2 separate regions of the Homo sapiens genome follow, and region 1 is linked to region 2. Evidence: read pairs that join two places in POLR2A ChIA-PET (ENCODE). Cell type or tissue: PC-9. All regions are shown on one strand. Each heading gives the region's core, and the rest is flanking DNA. Links, peaks and the distances in the headings are about the cores only.

Region 1 (4,399 bases), core at 322-4,321, 130 kb after region 2:
TTAGATATACTTAACTTGTAATAAAATTTGAAGAACAGATCTTAGGCAATGAACGTTCAATGAATTTAGCAATTATATATACTTGTATAGTCATCACCCCAAATGAGATCTGGAACATTGTCATCTCCCCAGAAAATTCCCCTTTTGCTCTTTCCTGTTTTTCCTTGTTAAACCTTTTTTTCTAATCTTACTATATATACATTATCATTATGATGTAAACATACTCTCCTGTAATTAAATAATCTTTTAAAAGCATAATTCTGATGGTTCCTAACACTCCATTATGTGGATGTACCATTGTTTACTTAACTGATTTTCCAATTTGGGATATTTAAACAGTTTCCAAATTTCCACTATTAAAAGTAATACCATCATGAGCACCAAAGAGACATTTTGAAGTAATAAATAAAATGACTTGTTGACAAATTGTATATAGCAGATAAAGGAGAAGAGTTAACAAAAACTCCAAAGGGTTAAAAAAATAGTGAACTTCTTGAAAGAATGGGGAGGTGGGAGGAGAATTCTCTTTGAGAGATAAATGGAGTCCAATGAGAGTGAAATTGGTTTTGACCAGCCTGAATTTGAGATGATAGTGAGATGTCAAAACTGCTCTATATGTAACTGGAAGTAAAGAAATTAAGGATATCCATGTGCCCTGGACACAGAGGTCGTAGTGGAAAAGGTGATAGGGGACTGAGTATTGAGAGGAGAGCAGCATACTAAGGGCTGGGACTTGTTCTACCTCTAGTGCTGACCTTTATTTTTCTTTTTGGGGAGGTTGTGTACTTCTTCACTGGATGAAATCATGACTTGGAGGCGTTCATTTGAATTTTGCATTCAGTATTCCCAGATCCTGAACATGCTTTATTTTTCTATTTTATTTTATACTAAGACCCACTAATGTAGTTGGTGCTAATTCTGAGAAAGAAACTCTTGTGAAGATCTCTCAGTTTATTTTGGCTAAGATTAGAGTATCTGCCATTTTTTGTTTGTTTGTTTGTTTTTTTGCTGTTATACTGGACTCTTCCCCACTAAAAAGAGACTGATTTTTTTTGCATAAGCAAATTAAATTACTTGAATTAGCAGAAGTTACTGGAGAATGGAAGAAATAACTTAATAGGAAATAATCACTAACTTTTGAGTAAATAGGGTATATTGAACCCATGCATATGTTTACTTTTATTCCCTAAAATCTCCCCACAATTACTGAAATGAAAAAGTTATTACTGAAAGGAAATAAAACCCACAAGAACAAAGCAAAATAGAGAGATCTCAAAATTAACATTTTGGAAGCTAGAAAGCAAATGAACAGTGGTTACTACCTTGGTCCATCAGAGAAAGCTGAACCCAAAGCAGCAGCAAGGAAAGTCAAGACAGGGCAAGTCACATGCACAACTCCGAGGAACTTCAGAAAGATAACCTCTCAAAGGAAGGGTGCATGGGGGCGAAACAGGAGATTCGCTGGAAAGTCTGTATAAGAAGTAGCCAGAATTCCTTTTCTCCCATTCTCCCAAAACCAGGTAGCTATGTAACTGCTCTCTCAAATCCCAGCAGAACACTGAAGCTTTACTCTCTGGAGAGGCTAAACTAGAGGGAATCTGGACTTGGGGACATTACGCACAGCTGAGAGCAGCGCGCACCTTTCTGAAAGTAGGACACTATGTTGAATTGAGACTAAACCCACTCAGTTCCCAGATACCTTATGCACTCTAGCCAGGAGATTAGATGATTCTTCTCTGCAGAATCAGGCAAGCCCAAGAGAAAAGACCTAAAGACAAAACTTAAAAGGGAGTTCTGGAGGGAGGGGCATGAACAGGTGGTAAGGAATTAGCCCAGCCAGTCTCACTATAGGCAAGCCCACTAGTCAACTGGTGCCATGTTGTACCCACAGAGCCCCTATTTTAAATATGACTGTAGACAGTGGCTCACTCCTGTAGTCCCAATGCTATGGGAGGCCGAGGCAGGTGGATTGCCTGTGCTCAGGAGTTTGAGATCAGCCTGAGCAACATGGTGAAATCCCATCTCTACTAAAAATATAAAAATTAGCAGGGTGTGGTGGCACATGCCTGTAGTCCCAGCTACTTGCGGGGCTGAGGTGGGAGGATCACTTGTGTCCAGGAGGTTGAGGCTGTGGTGAGCTGTAATCGCACCACTGCACTCCAGCCTGGGTGACACAGTGAGACCCTGTCTCAAAAAAAAAAAAAAAAAAAAAAACAAAACAAAACAAAAAACAAAACTGTATGTGGCGCTGTGGTTAAGACTTTTTAGGTTTGAGTCCTCTCTCCTGACATTAATACTTAATGAAAACTTAGTTTGACTTAGTTTGGTCTAATTTAGAACTTTATATGAAAGGAATTAAACAGCTTATATATGTTTGGGGGGTTTGGTTATGACTGCTTATCCTTTTTACTGTTTGATGAACGTTTAGGTTGTTTCTAGTTTGCAGCTATTATAAATTCTGCTTCTATTAACTTGATTATACTAGTTTGGCATTAGTGATCACTGCATAGAGGGGGCCAGCTCAAATGTCTTTCTTTTTCCCTTGAATCTTTCTTTCTTTCTTCCCTCCCCTTCCCCCAGTCTCTTCTCTTTTCCTGTCTTTGTGGCACCTCTGTCTTCTGATGAACATGCCACAGGTCAAGGAGAGTGGAAACAAAAGACAAAATCCTTTCTTTCACTCAGTTTTTCCCTGTTGTCCCCTTCTAACGAAGTGTTGACATAGTCTTCCAAACCATGCCTATATTTACATTTGATCTGTATTCAAATTCTATTGTTTCTCTATTCTTGATATCTCATGGACAGATTCCTTTCTTTCATACAGTTGGCAGTGCTCCGATCTTCTAGAGACTCCGTGTCTAAGGGGACCAAATTATTTGTAGAAGCAATCACCGTATGTTAAATCTAGTTATACCAATTCATCATAACAATTATCAGCTAAATACTCCGACTGCTTCTAACAGCAGTAAGCAGCAATAACAATGAAAACAGTGTTTGTTTTTTGGTCTGTGTAAATCTGTAGTGTATACCCAGTAGAGTAAAAAATAAATACTTGATGCAGGAAATATAAATAAAAATGATGTCTTCCTTGTGTGTTATGAAAATAGTACATGGCCAAGACTTCTATTAATTTAATACTGCCTTTTGAATATTGGCTATATTTAAAAATTCTAATTGGGTATTATAAGTTTTAAGCTTTTTTTTTTTTTTGATATTCCCTTTCTTCAATTGCCTGTTAAACTTCTGATCATTTTAATATGTTCTTTCTGCCTCATTTCAGGAATCATATTTAATAGAATAGTTGTTATGTCCTAGAAAGCCCTGCTAATACAGATTTAAGTATGACATTAAATGTGTAACAATAATTACTAATTATTCCTAAAGTATATTTGAATAATTACTAATTATTTCTAAATGTGTAACAATAATTACTAATTATTTCTAAAGTAATTACTCGCTTTAGAAATCTCCTTTTAAATCCTCTTCCGGATTTCTAGATGTTGTAAAACAAACCTCACAACTGTCACAAGTGCATGTTTCTTAGTCACATGTAAACAATGCACCCTGTCATTGGTTCAGTGAATGTCTTCACAAAAGTATAGAGCTTTGTCCGCAAATGCAGTTTTATGATAAAGATATGGACAGGCTTGCTGGAGTGGCTTGATCATACCTACTTGTTACAGTATTTCAGATAGTTCTTATCATGCAACTGAGATCTACATTTGTGATAAACAAGGATATTGAGGAGATTGTTTTGACTCAAGGAATCATATGTAACTCAAATAAACATGTTTGGAATAATAATGTCTGAAAATTATAATTATTGATGACATTACATAGCAAATACAGTTAAATATTTAATGTGTTAGGCAATAAAGCTAGACCTGCAGTGGATGGCTTATTCTAGGAAATTGTCAAACTGACTTAAATTTAAATTTCTGATCCTTAGAATTAGGTGTTAAGGACATGCTTTTTTTTTTTTTTTGATAGAGTCTAGCTCTGTCGCCAGGCTGGAGTGCAGTGGCGTGATCTTGGCTCACTGCAACCGCTGCCTCCTGGGTTCAAGCAATTCTCCTGCCTCAGTCTCCCGAGTAGCTGGGACTACAGGCATGCGCCCCTATGCCCAGCTAATTTTTGTATTTTTAGTACAGATGGGGTTTCACCATGTTGGCCAGGATGGTCTCGATTTCTTGATCTTGTGATCTGCCTGCCTTGGCCTCCCAAAGTGCTGGGATTACAGGGGTGAGCCACCATGCCTGGCCAGGACATGCCTTTATACTATAATAACAGATTTGAATGGTTTCTTAAATTCAGATAACTTTTAAGTAGCTGTGTTAATTCATATAGATGACAAGGTTTAAAAAAAGACTTTATACCTAGTCTGAAGTGGAAACTACAGTAG
Region 2 (4,399 bases), core at 191-4,190:
TTTTGTTGGAAACTGGGGATTCAAAATAATATAACATGGCAATAATTGAAATTGGATTCCCTTCTTTCCCCAGGAGTTTTACTGCTGCTGTTTCTTTGTTTGTTTAGTGACTTCCTGAACCCATTTTGTAAAGTTTGTATTTTTTTTTTTTTTAAAGACAAGGTCTTTCTTGGTCTTCCAGGCTGAAGCACGGTGATGCAATCAATCCTAGCTCATTGCAGCCTTCAATTCCTGGGTTCAAACAATCCTCCTGCCTCAGCCTCCTGAGTGGTTAGGACTATAGGCATGCACCACCACATCCAGCTAGTTTTTTTCTTTTATTTTCTTCTTTAAATTATTATTTATTTTTATTTCTATAGGTTTTTGGGGAACAGATGGTGTTTGGTTATGAGAGAGGAGAAAGAAAAAAACCCAGTCAGGCAGGCAGTTAGGGTGGGTCCTCGGTTGAATCCTTTCAAACAAAAGAACAGCCTGCAGGCACAGGTAAGGGAACTTGCACAAGGGGGCTTGCCTAATACATGCCCACAGTCTCACAGATAAGAAAGGTTACCCAGGTGACTTGCCCAGACATACTCGCAATGGAAAATTCCATCCTCTGACACTTGCTTAGTAAGGGGAACAAAGCAATATGGAGTAACTCAAGCTAAGGGCTCACATGCGCACTAGGAGGATGGGGTAAGCTACCAGAAATTCACGCCTTATACAAATGAGATGCCCAGCCCTCACTGGTTTCTTATAAAAGCCTTTGCATTCAGCTGTAAAAAATGGCAACCCTCTTCAGGTCCCCTCTCCGCAGAAGACAGCTTTCTTCTTTCCCTTATTAAACTTTTGTTCTAACCTCATCCTTGGTGTCCGTGCTCCTTAACTTTCTTGGTTGTGAGACAAAGGACTCTGGGTACTACCTCAGGCAAGGAGAGACTGCTACATTGTGGTGCATTGGCAAGACTATAACATGGATAAGTTCTTTAGTGGTGATTTCTGAGATTTTGGTGGACTCATCGCCCGAGCAGTGTACACTATACCCAGTGTGCAGTCTTTTATCCCTCATTCCCCTCTCACCCTTACCCCTGAGTCCCCAAAGTCCATTATATCATTCTTATGCCTTTTTGTCTGTTTCCTTTTTTTTTTTTTTGGAGATGGAGTCTGGCTTCGTTGCTCAGGCTGGAGTACAATGGCGTGATCTTGGCAAACTGCAACCCTCCGCCTCCCAGGTTCAAGAGATTCTCCTGCTTCAGCCTCCCAAGTAGCTGGGATTACAGGCACCCGCCACCACGCCCAGCCAATTTTTGTGTTTTTAGTGGAGACAGGGTTTCACCGTGTTGGCCAGGCTGATCTCAAACTCCTGACCTAAGGTGATCCACCTGCCTCGGTCTCCCAAAGTGCTAGGATTACAGGCGTGAGCCACTGCTCCCAGCTGAGTCTCTTTCCTTTTTCTTTTTAAATTGTTGTAGAGATAGGTCCCACTGTGTTTTCCAGCCTGGTCTCAAATGCCTGGCCTCCCAAAGACCTGAGACTACAGGCATGAACCACTGCACCCAGCCAAGTCAGTATTCCTTTTCAAGGGTGTGGCACTGAAATCTGTTCAGTTAGCTTAGTAGTCAGCTGATTACTGGACACAGAGTTCCTCAAATTCCAGGAACCAATAAGTCTCGCAGCCTTTCCTGAGAGACTGTGTGGGGGGGCCTGCCTTCAATGCTCAGGCAGGATTTTCACAACTCTGCCTTAGCCTTTACTTTCTGCTTGTGAAGGGCCTCAGGGTCTGACAGAAATGAGAATATAGGGACTTTCAGGCATTTTCTGGGCAAGTGCACAACTTTGCACATGCTCAAGGACTTGTAGATTCCAAGGAATGTGTTAAAGAGTTTTCCAAAGCCCCCTGTGGATATCTTATACCTCAGCTTTTGGAGTCTCGCTCTTTTGCCCAGGCTGGAGTGCAGTGGTGCACTCTCGGCTCACTGCAACCTCCACCTCCTGGGTTCAAGTGATTCTCCTGCCTCAGCCTCCCGAGTAGCTGGGATTACAGGCATGTGCCACCATGCCTGGCTAATTTTTGTATTTTTAGTAGAGATGGAGTTTCACCATGTTGGCCAAGCTTGCTTTGAACTCCTGACCTCAGGTGATCCACCTGCCTCAGCCTCCCAAAGTGCTGAGATTACAGGCGTGAGCCACCGCACCCAGCCCCCAGATTCTCTTTTCGGGTTTTTTGTTCAGCTTCTGGTTTGCTCTAGTTGTTATCATTACCATAGCAACTGTAATGTTAAATAATTGTTACTGATTGTTTTTGACCAATGCCCTGAGGGAAAAGACTTTTTGCACTGAGTTCTGAGTCAGATCAGATAAAGACAAGTCCTGTGAGTGGAGGTTTCCAGGGAACTGCCAGACAGGTCAAATAATGAGAATTCTCTGTGAATGGTGCTTTGGGGAGCTCTAAACCCATTTGGTTTTCTACAGTGGCTACTAGGCTGTTCGTTCGCCATGATACAGAGTAGTTGGTTTTCAAGATTACTGTGGACCTAAAAAGATGGGGATGAGAATAGGACAAGATAAATTGTCACAAAGTTCACTGTTCTTACCAAGATTCAGCCATTTTTCTCGAATAAATGCTCCTGGACTTGCTGCAAAACGTTTGTTATTGTACAGTGTTCCAAAGAAATTGATTTTGACAATTTTTGTCAGTGTTTTCAGTGTTCTAATGAAAGAGTATATTTTCAAAAGTCTTCACTCTGTCATTCCCTCTGATGTCACTCCAGAACCTAAGGAAGATATACCTGGTGGTTTCTATATGCTTTGGATGGCTTTAGGCTCATGGCAGTTCTAGAGAATAACATGCAACCTGTTTCATCTTTCTAATATCACTAGTGTATTGTTACTCTTACTGTACATTGTGCACTGGAAAGCCCTGCATCTCAGGTTTACTATTTGACAAGCTTTTCAAGTTTTAGAATACATTCCATTTATTAATTGAAACCCAACATGCTGTCTAAATTTGCATCAGTAGGGAAATTGATCTGGTTGTGGGATAGTAAAAGAAAGGGGAGCGATTCTAGATTCACATCTAATTTCAACTCCTCTCGTATGTCTTAGAAAGTTAACTTTACCCTTCTAAATCTGAGTTTTTTCATTTGTAAATAATATTACACCTACTTCCTGGGGTTATTGGAAGAACTCAGTAAGAGCCTAGCATGACTGCACAGGATAGGTGCCTAGTTAATACTGACCTCTCATTCCCTTCCACCTCTGCTAAATAAAGGGCTCGATTTCTTTAAAATTAGTTATAGTAATTAATACAGAAAAATAAAAAAGAGAAACTGAAAAATGTGTCAGATGATTTTTGTTGTTCATTTGGCAAATTGTATGTAATCTTCTGCCACTGCAATCAGCAATGTCACATTGAATCAATTTACTATTCAATTACTGAACCACTGGTAAATCAATCTCTCTGATCCATAAACCAACTCTCAATCATCTAGCTTTGAGATGACTCATACATTATGTCTCCTGCGTATTGGTGCTGCCTGGGTTTTGTGCATTTCTCTGCCCATTCACTTCTTTATCATGTAAAGTGTCAGTATTAAAACCACACAACTTTGTGGTCAACAGATTAGGAAATATGTATTTTGAAATTTAAGATCAGGCTGGGTGTGGTGGCTCATGCCTGTAATCTCAGCACTTTGGGAGGCTGAGGTGGGCGGATCACCTGAGGTCAGGAGTTCGAGACCAGCCTGACCAACATGGAGAAATCCCGTCTCTACTAAAAATACAAAATTAGCCAGGTGTGGTGGTGGTGCATGCCTGTAATCCCAGCTACTTGGGAGGCTGAGGCAGGAGAATTGCTTGAACCCAGGAGGCGGAGGTTGTGGTGAGCTGAGATTATGTCATTGCACTCCAGCCTGGGTAACAAGAATGAAACTCTGTCTCAAAAAAAAAAAAAAAAAAAAAGAAAGAAAGAAATTTAAGATCAAACTAAGTTTTAGAGCATCTTGAATGATTAGGGATTGTATACGAGCTTGAACATATACTCATTGCTGACTGTACTTTTACTTGAAAGAATGAGGATTGATTAATTCAACTAAGCCTTCCTAGTAAAGGAATATGACTTATATTGTCTTACGTGCTCATTTTTCTCTGAAAGGCAAAACAATCTTAACAAATGAGTTGATATTTGTGCAGTGGCTTATGACTGTAATCCCAGCTACTTGGGAGGCTAAGGTGGGAAGATAACTTGAGCCCAGAAAGTCGAGGCTGCAGTGAGATAAGATCGTGCCCATCTCCAAAACACAAAAACCAAAACCAAAAAACAAGTAAGTTATGTTTTTGATACTGCATTATTAATATTTAGCCTACTTTTCTCCACTAATGGATAAAACACTTCAGATTTCTGTTTGTTCAGCTTAGTTTA

The links. Peaks named below come from ENCODE experiments on the same cell type or tissue, not always from the same donor. Only the 100,000 strongest peaks of a DNase experiment are listed, where the experiment ranks them.
Region 1: POLR2A ChIA-PET joins it to region 2 with 9 read pairs; 2 of 35 experiments call an interaction of 5 or more read pairs at or near these places.

What each region holds. Positions count from the first base shown.
Region 1 is chr14:63,430,848-63,435,246 of GRCh38, reverse strand. All of the region lies in intron 3 of PPP2R5E (protein phosphatase 2 regulatory subunit B'epsilon), which reads left to right. Among named protein-coding and RNA genes, the nearest start is that of PPP2R5E, 110 kb to the left of the region's middle. In PC-9, for the core only: no CTCF peak of the experiment used is centred there; no DNase peak of the experiment used is centred there.
Region 2 is chr14:63,561,737-63,566,135 of GRCh38, reverse strand. No RefSeq gene overlaps it. Among named protein-coding and RNA genes, the nearest start is that of PPP2R5E, 21 kb to the right of the region's middle. RefSeq lists an enhancer at 1,562-2,384. In PC-9, for the core only: no CTCF peak of the experiment used is centred there; DNase peaks (open chromatin) are centred at 525, 1,615, 2,295 and 3,555; H3K27ac peaks cover 1,050 bases.